2 separate regions of the Homo sapiens genome follow, and region 1 is linked to region 2. A link is a contact called in ENCODE POLR2A ChIA-PET data. All regions are on one chromosome and are shown on one strand. The core of a region is the stretch at or near the end of the contact, and the rest is flanking DNA. Distances in the headings are between cores, read along the strand shown. Region 1 overlaps SMAD3 (SMAD family member 3). Region 2 holds the start of DENND4A (DENN domain containing 4A).

What was found. ChIA-PET counts read pairs that join two places held with the same protein, here RNA polymerase II (POLR2A).
Region 1: POLR2A ChIA-PET joins it to region 2 with 11 read pairs in activated CD8-positive, alpha-beta memory T cell. The contact joins two enhancer-like sites. POLR2A ChIA-PET finds 5 or more read pairs at or near these places in 4 of 52 experiments (WTC11, activated B cell, activated CD4-positive, alpha-beta T cell and 1 more).

The regions. Positions count from the first base shown.
Region 1 is chr15:67,116,167-67,122,850 of GRCh38, reverse strand. All of the region lies in intron 1 of SMAD3 (SMAD family member 3), which reads right to left. Among named protein-coding and RNA genes, the nearest start is that of SMAD3-AS1, 27 kb to the left of the region's middle. RefSeq lists enhancers at 1,477-1,916, 1,895-2,752. Within about 2 kb of position 1,635, at least 36 of the 41 ENCODE cell types and tissues checked have a DNase peak (open chromatin) inside an H3K27ac peak, as active enhancers do.
Region 2 is chr15:65,786,644-65,793,268 of GRCh38, reverse strand. It overlaps DENND4A (DENN domain containing 4A), which reads left to right and starts at 976. Exons shown (of 33, transcript NM_001320835.1): 1 at 976-1,259. LOC105370866 (a long non-coding RNA gene) reads right to left here and starts at 796. Exons shown (of 3, transcript XR_932372.2): 1 at 497-796. RefSeq lists enhancers at 280-899, 123-1,088 and a silencer at 1,090-1,419. Within about 2 kb of position 5,353, at least 10 of the 41 ENCODE cell types and tissues checked have a DNase peak (open chromatin) inside an H3K27ac peak, as active enhancers do.

The sequences.
Region 1 (6,684 bases), core at 386-2,885, 1.3 Mb before region 2:
AGAAACTGAGGACTTAGAATGTTTAAGTCCTTGTCTGAAGTCCCATAACTTACAAGTGGTGGGGCCAGGATTTGAACCCTGGTCTGTAGGATCCCAAAGCCCTATTCCTTACCACCCTACATAGGGACCACAGGGAACATCATTGCTCTGTGAAAAAAACCTATCCTTGTCTATGGAGTGATTACTTTCCTAAGAAAGTCAGGTAAGTCCTGGCTTGAAAACAAGTTTAAGAGCCAGCTCAGCTCTTAGCTAGATGCAAGACCCTCAGCATCCCCTCACCTCTCTGGACCTCAGTATTTTGGGCAATGAAACTAGTATATCATTTCCTGTGACCTCTTTTGGCTCTAACAAATGGCCAAAAAACCCAAGAGATCACCAGCTCCATAAATCCCCCGATAGGAAATGGGCCAAAGGATTACCGTACGGAAAGCAGTCCTGACTTGCTCATTCCCAAACTCTGGTGAGGAAACCAAGAGAAACCAGCCACCACCCACAGCTGACAGGGTCTGGGGGGAACAGCAAAAGAGCTGACCCGCACAGTACCCCCAGGCTAACTGAAGAGTCCCTGAAGCCTACAGATCAATTTCTCTTTTCTAAGAAGGAAAGGGGAGTATAACCTTCAGTTTCCTCATGTGTAAAATGAAAAGGTTTCATCTGTTCATTCTTCTAAGTGGTCAACTTAACCTCTGTAGGACTCAGCTTCCTCATCTACAAAATGGGGACATATGTCCGGACCTTAGACCAGTGCTACCCAATAGAATTTTTGGTGGTGATGAAAACGTGCTGCTCTATATGAGCTGATCTGATGGCCACTAGCCTACCCGTGCACTTGAAATGCGGCTGGTGTGACTGAGGGACAGCATTTGTAATTGTATTTAATTTTAATGACCCAACATTTAAATAGCCACATGAGGGTGGTGGATAGGTATCGGACAATATAGCCTTAGACTGTAGTGGCAGGAATGAAATCAGATGGCATTTGTAAACTGCCTAGCACAGTGGTGGGACACAAAGTTCTGGAGGAAAAACATGCATGAATATGCAGAGGTCCTATCAGTAGAGATTTTTTTTTAAGCAAAATTTCCTCATATCAAGAAATGGAGGCACTAGAAGCTGACAAGCACATACATGGATGTGTTAGAAAGACCCAGAGAAATCAGGCATACTGTAGAAACCATTCTCTCGGTGTATAGACTAAATGGCTGAAGGTCTGTTTTGTTTTCTTCACAAATGTTCTTGTCAGAAGATAAAAGAGAGCCGTTTTCAGCAAATCTAGGTTTTTATAACCCTAAACGCCCAGTACAAACTGCCCCAAGAGCAAGCTCTCTCTTCAACAAAACCTCCCGTCCTCCCAGGCAGCCACCCCCCGCCCATCTGCAGCCCTCCCCGGGGCCTCTGGGAGCTGCCCACCCAGAACGGAGTGCAACTGACATGTGGGGCACACCCTGCCAGGCACAGTCACTCGTGGGGGGAGAGCCACCCACGATGCCCTCAGGACCCACAAGGCCGGCTGGCAGTGGCCTGTGTCAGGAGTGCCCACCGGCACCCGCTGGCAGCCAGCCTGCGTCACAGCCCAACAGGAAACGAGGAGAAGAGAACACTGGGGCCGCGTGGAAATCCCCACTGGGCTCCACGCCGGAGGGTGACTCAGCGGGGCTGGCCAGCAAGCTGCCTCCCACCCCTCAGCCAGGACAGGGCGGGGGCTGCAGGAAACAGGCCTCCCGCCTCTCTGCAAAGGCTAAGAAGTACACATTCTTACATATTATTATGTTACAGATACAATCATGCCCTGCCTGAAAACATGCAAGACAAAGTCCCAACATATGAGATGGGGATTCAAGGTCCTTTTATAACAGAAAACGCACTTTCTCTAAGCAGGGGTGTCCGGTGTTTTGGCTTCCCTGGGCCACGATGGAAGAGTCGTCATCTTGGGCCACACATAAAATACGCTAACTAACGATAGCTGATGAGCTAAAAAATAATCGCAAAAAAAAAATCTTACAATGTTTTCAGAAAGTTTATGAATTTGTGTTGGGCTGCATTCAAAGCTCTCCTGGGCTACATGCGGCCCACGGGCCAGAGGGTGGACAAGCTTGCTCTAAAGGAAAGTCTTAGTTCAAGTCCTGGAGCAGCCATGAAGCTTGAAAAATTCCCTTCCCAATTTCCCAGGCCCAATTTCTTACCTGGTAGGGCCAGGGTGAGATTCCCACACTCTCCACGGAGTGTTCCCAGGCAACACCATTGCACAGTGCCTCTGCCCTCCTCGCAGCTAGCCCATCTGCCCTTCTAGACCACCCCACAGCACTTAGCAGTCTTAGATTATGGCGTTCATCATCCTAAACACAGACATTTTACCAGGCCTCCCACTCAGATACTGTCACCAGGACAGAGGCCATGCCTTACATCTCCAAAGTGAGTTTGATACATACAGGGGGTTTTAAAAATTATCCATCTATTGATCCAAAGAAACAGCATGGCATGTGTATAAGACTTGTTATCCTTGATACCCCTCCCCAACTCCAGGTCATGGCAGGGCTGCCTGAGCTGCCACAGGCTCTTATCACCTCTGTTCCCCACATCACGTTAAGCAGCCCAGGGCAAAGTCTGTCCCACACTGTTCCTCTTTTTCCCATAAAGTACCCAGTGTACTCCAGGGACTTACGGCTAGCAAAAGAAACAACAAGCAAGAAAGTGGGGAGGTCCTAGAAATCCACTCCTAGTGAGTTGCAAGAGGCTTACTAAACCCAGAGTCTTGGCCAGGGACAGTGGCTCACGCCTTTAATCCCAGCACTTTGGGAGGCCAAGGTGGGCAGATCGCTTGAGCTCAGGAGTTTGAGACCAGCCTGGGCAACACGGTGAAACCCCACCTCCACAAAATATACAAAAAATAGCCAGGCGTGGTAGCGTGTGCCTATAATCCCAGCTACCTGAGGGGCTGAGGCAGGAGGATTGCTTGAGCCTGGGAGGTCAAGGCTGCAGTGAGCTGTGATCGCACCACTGCACTCCAGCTTGGGTGACAAAGCGAGACTCTGTCTCCAAAAAAAAAATTCAAAGTCTTTACCCCTTGAAGTTACTAGAAAAATCCAACCTATGTTATTTCACTTTAAAAATATCAACTTGCTATGACTTTTTCCTTTCAGAAGCTCTCTTGGGCAATTCTACCTTTGGACTATAAGCTTCTTACAAAATAATTCATTTTTCCCATTCCCGAGTGTGTGCGGGTCTGAATTTTATGAATGTCTTTGGCAAGTCTGAGATAATTCAGCCAGGGTTCCATCCATCTGCTTCATAGACAGTTCCACTCACTTGGCCTCTGAAAGCACTCCATGCGCTCCCCACCCACGGTCAGCCCTTACCCAGGTCCCTCTCTGGCTCCCACTCTGTGGCACCCCCACCCCCGCCATGGCCCCAGCACAGCTGTGTGGCAAGAATAACCCAGCTCTCTGTGTCTACTGCCCACCTCCCATTGACTATGGGCCTCCCTGCAATGGGCTTCAGCCCCAACACTCCATCATGACTGCCCTTGCTAAGGTCACCTAGTGGCCTCCAGGTTACAGAATCTAAAACACATGGTTTTCAGGCCTTACCATTCTGGGTTCTCTGCAACATCTAGCACTGCTGCTCCTTTCCTCTTGCTGCAGGGTCTCGTCACTCACCTTCAATGTCACTGTGCACCATCTTGCTTTTCCTCTGTCTCTCCCTGCATTCCCTAAATGGGGCTGTTCTTCAGGTGCAGGTCTGGACCTTCTCATTCTACGCTCATATCCTCCCCAGCCCGGCCTCATCCATACAATGATGACTCACAAATGTATATCTCAGCTCAGACCTCTCCCCCAAACTCCACGCTCATCTATCCAGCTCCTTGGCCTGTGCTCCTGCTAATAGGTGCTCCGTAAATGTTTGTTGGTACACACCAACAGTTAACAAGCACCTGCTTGTGCATGATTCTGTGCTAGGTACAACAGGGGATGCATGTCCCTGAGCTCAAGGGACACAAAGAGGAAAAGTTAGGCAACATCAGAGAAAAGGCAGACCTCACCTGGCTTGGGTTCCCAAGGAAGGCACCATGGCAAAGACAGCATTTGGGTTGTGTCTTGAAAGACAGCTCAGAAACCAGCATTTTATCCTGCACAATGGGATGTTCACGACTCAGGACACCCACATCACATTGAGAGACTGTGAAGCCTTACCTAGCTATTTTAAACTGGTGTTTTGTGTTCCCATGCTGGATGAAAACCTCCTAGAGAAAGGCATTTTTTCTAAGCAGAGCTCCTTCCAGCGCCTTCCGTGACAATAGTGATCTCTTTACATCTCCCCTCACCCGATTCTAGTCTGGTATAAAAATGACACACCTTTGGACCCAAGTCTGCTGGCCCCAGTCCTGATCTTACTCTACAATGAGTTATTATCTTTTTGGAAAATATCAAAGCCCACCAGAAATCAAACAAAACAAGAACTTCTACTTAGTAGCAGAAAATACATGAGATCTGCTTTATCTAACCCTGGTAATAAACACTCTGAAGAGGAAAGCGCTATCCATATCTTTACTTATGCCACCTAGCCTTCTCTCAGTCTCCTCTCAGCTGGGCTGGACAGGCCCTCACTGGGCTCCCCCACTGCAGGGACCACACCAGATGACTTGTTCCGTGCCTATCTTCCCCGACGCTGTGAGTTAGTGGGCACCAATTGCTGTGCCAGGCAGCACCCAACACAAGCATGTTGAAAGAATGAATTTCAGACTCTCTCTTTTTTATTTTTTGAGACATTGTCTCACTCTGTTGCCCAGGCTGGAATGCAACGGTGCGATCTCAGCCCACTGCAACCTCCACCTCCAAGGTTCAAGCAATTCTCCTGTCTTAGCCTCCTGAGTAGCTGGGATTACAGGCACCCGTCACCACGCCCGGCTAATTTTTGTATTTTGGGCAGAGACGGGGTTTTGCCACGTTGGCCAGGCTGGTCTTGAACTCCTGACCTCAGGTGATCCACCCGCCTCGGCCTCCCAAAGTGCTGGGATTACAGGCATGAGCCACTGCACCCGGCCAAATTTCAGACTCTTACTAGAGAGTTCTGTACATTCTCATTACATGTGCTTAGTACTATGTGCTTCTATGTTATCATTAAAACATTACACTTGATCATGTTTCCAGGCATTTTTAAGCTAACAACAGCTCTCTATAAAGAAAGTTTGAAAATCCATGCTCGACAAACCACATCTCTTTCACAAGAGCTTGGAGGACTTCCCAGCAGGAAAGGAAACATCCTCACACCCACCAGAGTCGCCCACCCGGCACATCTGCTGAACTCCACCAGGGACCTGGTGGCTTCCTCATGATCAAAAGGAGACAGCTGCTCTGTGCAGTGGGGTGGCACTGGGCTGGAACTTGGGGGGACCTGCTTTGGGGCACAGGTTTCCTCCTCTGTAAAATGAAGGAGTTGGACTTTCAAGATCTGAAGCCACTGCTGGTTCTGACAAACAGCTCTCTTCTACCGTCATATCCTAACAGAACAAAACCATGCCTGCTCATTCATCACAGGCAGAACCTGGGGTCATCATTTGAGTGAGGCCCACAAGGTGGGAAAATGCCTGGATTTGAGGTCAAAAGACCCAATTGTGTATCCTAATTACCATTTTCAGCCTGTGAGGCCTCTGTAAATGCTGTGCATTCAAAAAGGATTATTACTCTTTCTAGCTACTCCACGAAACACGCCAGCCGTGACCCCAGATCTCAAGGAGCCACATCCCTCCACAAGGGGAGGCAGAGACATATTTAGAAAAATGCCCTTTTCAGTGTGTGTTTCAGTGCTGGGAAGATGGAGGGCCCGGGAGCTATGAGAACTGGGTGAAGTAGTCCAGAATGGCTTCCTGGAGGAAGTAAGCTTGGGGATTTCCAAGTAGTTGACAACTTCTTTCAAGATAAACATTGCATTTATCTGCTTTCTCACCTCCTGACCTTTGCTCTTCAAACCTGGCATGCCATTGTCACTAATCATGGGATTTTACTACAACCATCAAGCAGAAAGCTGGTTAGCTGGTTTCCCAATGGCTGAGAAGTCATCTATCCTCCATGCAGAACAGATACCCCCATCACCAAGGGTCTTGCTCCCTTCCTGATGCTCAGTTTTCTTGCTTCCACCTAAGACTCTCCTTCACTGTGCCCATTTAGGTCCCACAGGCTTTGAGGAGCACTTCCACACCTGTAGCCTCTCCTTGTCTGAAGTCCTGCAGCACTTACTGTCAAGACTAATTGCAGAACCACTAGGAATGATACCCATAATAATCACAGCTGCTCCCCTTTACCACACGCTTCTCCAGCCAGGTACTTGCTCAGCACGTCAGTCATTATTGAGACAACGTCCACACACCCCGTGAGATGGGCGCCACCGTTATCCCTGTGCCCGAGATGGATCCAAGATTCAAAAGCTTAGATTCCTTACCGGAGGCCACATGATCAGTTTTAGGGAAGATTTCTACAAGCCTTGAAGGCCTGGTAGGAATCTGCATCCTAGGACAACGTGTCCAGTATATCCCTTTTGTCCACTGTGTGCTAGGCACTGCAAATGTGAAGATGTGGATGGCCAGGATGTGCTTGGAGGGCCTCACTCTCTACCTGGAGGCAGCCCATCAACCACAGTGCGCTGGTTTATCTGGGAGCTGCTCTCAGACAGTGTCAACCACTGCCATCT
Region 2 (6,625 bases), core at 4,104-6,603:
CTCTTCTCCCACTAAACTGCAGTTTCCTGAAGGCAAAGGTTTTCTGTTTCCCTCACCACTGTGCACCCTCTGTATGGATGTTTGTTGACTGAATGAATGAATACAATGAAAGAACTGGAGGTAGGAAATAAAGTTGTAAACTTGGTTAGTAAAAGGCTATGCAATTTAGGAAAAGTTGACTTTAAAGCAGAGGGATTTTGGGGGTCCTGTTTCTTCTTTCATTTGTCCATGGAATAATGTCTAACATTTATTGAGTACTTTCAAGCACTATACTAAGTACTTCACAGGTACTATAGAATTTAACTCCCGAGCAACCCCATGGGGGTAATCAAGCTTTATTAACCTCATCTGTCAACAGCCATCAATGGTGGAGAGCCACAGTCAGGTTTAAGTAGGCCGTATCCAATTAATCCAAAGTAATCGACACCCCGTCAGTCAACAATAGCTGTTTCATCAACGTACTTTTCGGAGAAACCCCCTGAATTCCCCGCTTTACCTTTCTATCTTGGGACCGAAACCTACTCGGCGGTTGCTAACCCTTAAGGGAGTTTCCTGGAGAATGTGAGCACCCTTGGTGGAGGAGCAGCAGCTGCTCAGATCTAGCAAGTCTGAGACGAACCGAGCAAGGCAATCTCAGGACTCCCAGAGTGCCGGGGAGGAAGGAAGAAACAGGTCAGTTGGCGCGAACTGGATTCTTGTGCCTCTGGGTGACGAAAGGTGAAGGGATTGTACGCTTCGCCCACGCCAGCCTGGGGCTCGGGATCTCCTGACCCGACGGGGAACCACGGTGCGTTTCCCCAACTACACCGCACGTCACGGACTAAGGCGACTTAGTCCCGCCCACCTTCACCGCCCCATTATCAGTTTGGCGCTAGGACCCCACGACCCTCAACTCGGCCCTCTCCTCCCACTCGGGCCAGATCCGGCCTTCGATTGGTGCTCGCGGGCGTGATTCCCGCCCCCGCCCCTTCCGTCATTGCCAAGATGGCGCCGGTCGCGGTGGCCGCGGAGGCTAGAGTCGGAGAAAGAGGCGGAGGCAGTGGCGGCCGCGAGGGGAGGGGGAGTCCCGTCTGACTGAGACGGCAGGCCTGGGCGGGCGGGCGGGGGTGCCGCGAAGGGCGGAGCGCCGGGCTGGGGATGAGCTAAGCGGGCTCAGAGCGCCGCGGCATTCAGCCCCTCGTGTTCCGCTACCGCGCGTGCGGGATTCCGGCGCCGCTCTCCGAGCTCGATCCGCTGCTCGCACGGGAGCCAGCTGGGTGGTGAGTGCGGGGGCGGCGACCCGGGCAGCGGTGGCAGGTGGAGCTGTCACGGCCCGGAGAGGTGACAGCCGGGGGCGCGGGAGCGGGGCGGGTGGGTTCGGGGAGGAGGCACGGATGGCCGAGATCTCCGCCCGAGAGCTCCTGAGATCCGGGAGGTGCTCCGCGGCTCGGTCCGCCCCGGGATGGCGCGGCGGTGCTGAGAGTAGCACCCGCGCCTCTGCGTCGGACGCGTGGGGGGCTCCTGTGTTTTCATTCCAGATTTTCTATTCCAGGCTGGCCTGGGGCTGTTGTTATTTGGGAGTGGGGGCGGGGAGGGGGAGGTCCTGGATCTGGGATTTTGACAAGCCCGTTACGTAAGTCGGAGGTGGCTTCCCGGAATCCCACCTGCTCGGTATCTGAGACAGGCGGCGGGGGGAGCCCGGGGTGCCTGCAGGCCCACTTTTCCTCCCAGGGTCTGTTCAGCCTTCCCCGGCCCGCGGGCACGGGTTCTGCGTGAGCGCGGCCAGCGTCCAAGTTGACCAGTTTTTTTTCTAGTCTTTTTGGGGGGGTGTGTGGTGGGGGAAGGGAACTGTTCCTGGTTACCACCATTCCCTTTGAAGTTTATTGTTTTCTGGAGGTGGGGGGCAGGAAAAACAGTAAAAAGCTTGTGACCTAAAATTGGGTCGCAGCGACAGCTTTTCATTATCGTGCTTTTAAATGACAGATGTGCTGGAAGATTGTTGTTGTTGTTCCAATGTGCTTTTAATTCAAACGTATGGTTACGCCTAGAACCGTAGAGAGAGGTTTTTGTCTTATAGGACAGTTATTTCTTGTTTGCAACAGCAGGACAGGCATCAGTCAACAGGCATGTATTTATTTGAGGAGAAAACGCGTGTCAGCCAGCTAGAGACCCGTGAGGGCAGAAATTGTATTACTCTGTGAATATGTTATTCTTTAAAATGTATTATACGTTAATGAAAAGAATAGCCCGAATGTAAAAGAAGTCTTAGAAGATTACAAGCTGTTATTTGGTGTGTATATAGTCTCCTTCTATTTTCTGTTTACCCTAGTATACCTCTTCTCTCCTTGGGGGAGGAGGTGGAGACACCTGTAAACAGCGTAGCCCCGGTTACGCTAATCTATTGTAGTACATTTGGGATTATTTTAAGAAGTATTCTGGGGGACCTAAGATTGGGTAATAAGTAAGGACTCTTGAGCAAGTTATTCAGTTTATGTTGATAGCGGTTCTGGGATTCGACTTCTGAAAACTTAAGTATACAAAATTTCTGAGCTGTTTGAACCCTGTTTGAACTTAAAATAAAATATTATATTTGGCTTCTTTTTTGGAAACTGTTTTGGGCAGAATTAAACATTTTCGGCAATTTTTACTTTATTTTCACGATTTCCCTTTGAACCACAGCTCTCAGTAGGAGTCCAGAACAGCATATGTTATCATCATCATTATATATAATATGTTACATAATTTTCTTTTTCTGAATGATTAAACATAGACCTACTTCACTGTGGAGTTTAATTTTTGTTTTATATTATTTTTTAAGCCCCTTCCATTCTGGGATCACTGTGGAATTTTATAACAGTGTACTTGCTGAGAAAGTTAATTGATCTTGATACCAGTCGCAAATTGGGAATAAATGTAGATAACTTTTGGTCCAAGTTTTAAACTTATATACACAAATTTACATTTTTGAAAATTGGTGAAGCAATATGAATTTTTTGTCTGTGCAAGAGAGCCAGGAAGTTGATGCTGATTTGTTCTGAACTTTTCCACATGAATTACCACTGGTTTAAAGAGTTATTGATTCTCAAGTTCCTGGAACTGTTGTCCTATTTCTGGTAACTTGAATAGTATTTAGTATAATTGGGAGGCTAGAAGAAGAGACTACATGACATTTATTAATTCATTAAAAAAATTATGGCAGAATTGTAAAATAAAATTAGCTGGGATTAATAGAATTGTAAAATAAAAGTAGCTGGGACTACAGGCGTGCACCACCGTGCTTGGCTAATTTTTGTATTTTTTGAGACGGGGTTTCGCCATGTTGCCCAGACTGGTTTTGAACTCGTGAGCCCAAGCAATCTGCCCGCCTTGGCCTCCCAAAGTGCTGAGATTACAGGCGTGAGCTACCGCACCCGGCCAGTTATTACTCTTATAACTGCTATTATAAAACTTGGTTTTCCACTGAGTGATATTAGTTACATTATATTTTGTTGTTTGCAGAATTTTTCAAAGCATTCTATGTCCTACAAAAACCTAGTTAAAGCACTGATGCAGATAGAGTTGTTTGGTATATAATAAACCTTGTGCTATTCCTACTTAAATTGATGGTGCGTTGTTCTAGGTGGAAAACAAAAGTTGCTCTAGCAGGAAAATTGACTTGTTATTCTTGCCTTCTCTGATGTCAGAGACTTATCTTTGTGGGATTTTTCCTTTTTCCTACCACAGGTAGAAGAAGAGTGACTGAGAATAGCTGATACATTTTTCTTCCTTTTTTTTTTTTTTAATCTAATACCCTATATTGATTGTTTATTCAGTAGAATTTGTGGGAGGATGCTGGGCGTGGAGGGAGTCAAGCACACCACACTTTATTATTGTATATCATAGTTATCACTTTGAATTCTACAAGACCAATGTAGAAATGTACTTTTAAGAAGTGATTAGGCCCTATGAGGTGGCTCACGCCTGTTATTACAGCCCTTTGGGAGGCCAAGGCAGGAGGATCCCGTGAGCCCAGGAGTTTGAGACTGCAGTGAGTTATGATTGTGCCACTGCACTCCAACCTGGGCAACAGAGTAAGACCCTGTCTCAAAAAACAAAAGTTTTTTTTAAAACTTAGCATTTTATAAGAGTGGAACAATTTTAATAGTCAAATGCATTATAGTATGGGAATGGTGAAATTAATGATAATCTATATGGTGGATACAACTTCTAAAAATCATTTTAAAAATGTACTGACATAAGTATAATATAATATTAAGAGAAAAATTAGAATATAAAGAAACATATACATGTAAATGGCAAAAAGATTTGCAGGAGACATATAAAATAGTAAGAGATGTTATCCCTGGGTGATCGGATTATGGGTAATTTTTATTTTAGTTTTTGTGCTTTTCTCTATTCTGAATAATTATTACTTTTTTTTTTTTTTTTTTTTTTTAAGACAAGTCCTGGCTCTGTCACCCAGGCTGGGGTGCAGTGGCGTGATCTTAGCTCACTGCAACCTCCACCTCCTGGGCTCAAGCCATCCTCCCACCTTGGCCTCTTAAGTAGCTGGGACTACAGGTGTGCACCACTGTGCTTGGCTAATGTTTGTATTTTTTTAGATGGGGTTTTGCCATGTTGCCCAGCCTGGTCTTGAACTCGTGAGCCCAAGTAGTCTGCCCGCGTTGGCCTCCCAAAGTGCTGTGATTACTGCACCTGGCCGGTTATTACTCTTATAATTACAAAGAAGACATTGAAATATTTTCAAGGGTCATAGGAGAAAATACTGAAAATCCCAAATAACTATTGCTACAGTAGGAAAACTATCTTAAGATTCATTGTTAGCAAAACTAACCCAAAATATCATGCTTATTTGCATTACACAATAATAGACACAGCTTGTAATTTAGATGAAGGTGTTCTCTTAACCAGCGCTGGCCAGGCGCAGTGGCTCACGCCTGTAATCCCAGCACTTTGGGAGGCCGAGGTGGGCGGATCGCAAGGTCAGGAGATCGAGACCATCCTGGCTAACACGGTGAAACCCTGTCTCTACTAAAATACAAAAAATTAGCCGGGCGTGGTGGCAGGCGCCTGTAGTCCCAGCTACTCGGGAGGCTGAGGCAGGAGAATGGCGTGAACCTGGGAGGCGGAGCTTGCAGTGAGCAGAGATAGCGCCACTGCACCCCAGCCTGGGTGGCAGAACGAGACTCTGTCTCAAAAAAAAAAAAATAAATAAATAAATAACCAGCACTAACCTTGTAATAGTTTTACATATGTGGATTTTTGTGTCATTAAACATTGCTTCTCTCCAAGCTTTTTCTTTCCTCCACCAAAGCTGTTCTGTGTTGACAGTGCCACGTATTGATGGATTCCTCTGCTTAGTCATTTCCCCATTACTTCATCAGTCAGTAGGCAATGGTCTTTGATTATGAGATGCCAGATAATTTGCTAGTTACTGAGATTACAAAGGTAAATAAATGAATAGTGATTTCTGCCCTCAGACCCTGGGTCACAATGCTTTTTTTGCTTTCTGGACCATCAGTACATATTGTGTACTCTGCTTTTCCTGTTTCTCTGCCAGTAGCCTGGCACCTTAGGCAGTATCTTTTTCCTGGTGCTCATATCCTTTTGTAACTTTCTTCATGGGAAGGTATGCTGTGAGTTCTAGACAAAAAATTTACAAATAAATTTTTGAAACATTACTTGATTGTAGGTTCGGGAATGCTATATTTAGAAGGGCTGGGTATATATTCATCTATGGCCGTTATTATTTTTAAAATGTGTGACACTTTCTTAGTTCCTACTTTGTGCTTCCTTCTGTTAAAAATCACAAGTAGAAAGCAAGAGAGAGAAGAGACAAAAAAGAAAGAGGTAGAAAGATATCAAGGGAATTTTCCTGCTAGTGTTATACTTTATTTTCACTGAGAATAGTGAGTCATTAAAATGTATAGTAAGAGAGATACTGTTTCTGATATACTTTGTTAAAACCTGTCTCTCTTGATCTGTGTAAAAATGTGTTTTCCATATGTATGTTAAAGTGTATATACATACATAAGTTCACACAGTTTAGCTGTTTTTGTTTTCAAATGAAAGCTGAAATATGAAGATCAGAACTTTATTAAATTTCTTAATTTTATTGTAATATTGTTTTGTAGATGAGAGATTTTTATTTTTGAAAAGTTTTAAAAATAAATAGCAAAAATGTATACACCCACATACCCACATATAAAATGTTAACATATTTCATTTTTGCTTCAGATATATATTTAATTTAAAATAACTATTTATATCATAGTTATCACATTGAATTCTAAAAGAGCAATGTAGAACTTTATACTTTTCTTGAATATTACAGATCATGTTAAAGTCCCTTTTGTTCTCCCCAGTTTTATCCTCCTCACCTTCATCTCCCCTCCCAGAGGAAATTGTTGTAATGAATTTGATTTGTATCCTTCTAGTTTATCTTTTAATAAACTATATATATGAGCAATGACATGGCATTGCTTTGGGTGCTTTTGTAGAACATGCACATTGTAGTACATTTCAAATCATACTCCCTTGGTGTGAATCTTGACTCTGCTACTTAATTTTGTGACCTTAGGTAAGTTATTTAATTCTTTACATGCCTCAGTGTCCTCATCTATCACATAGGGATGATAGAGGTGTC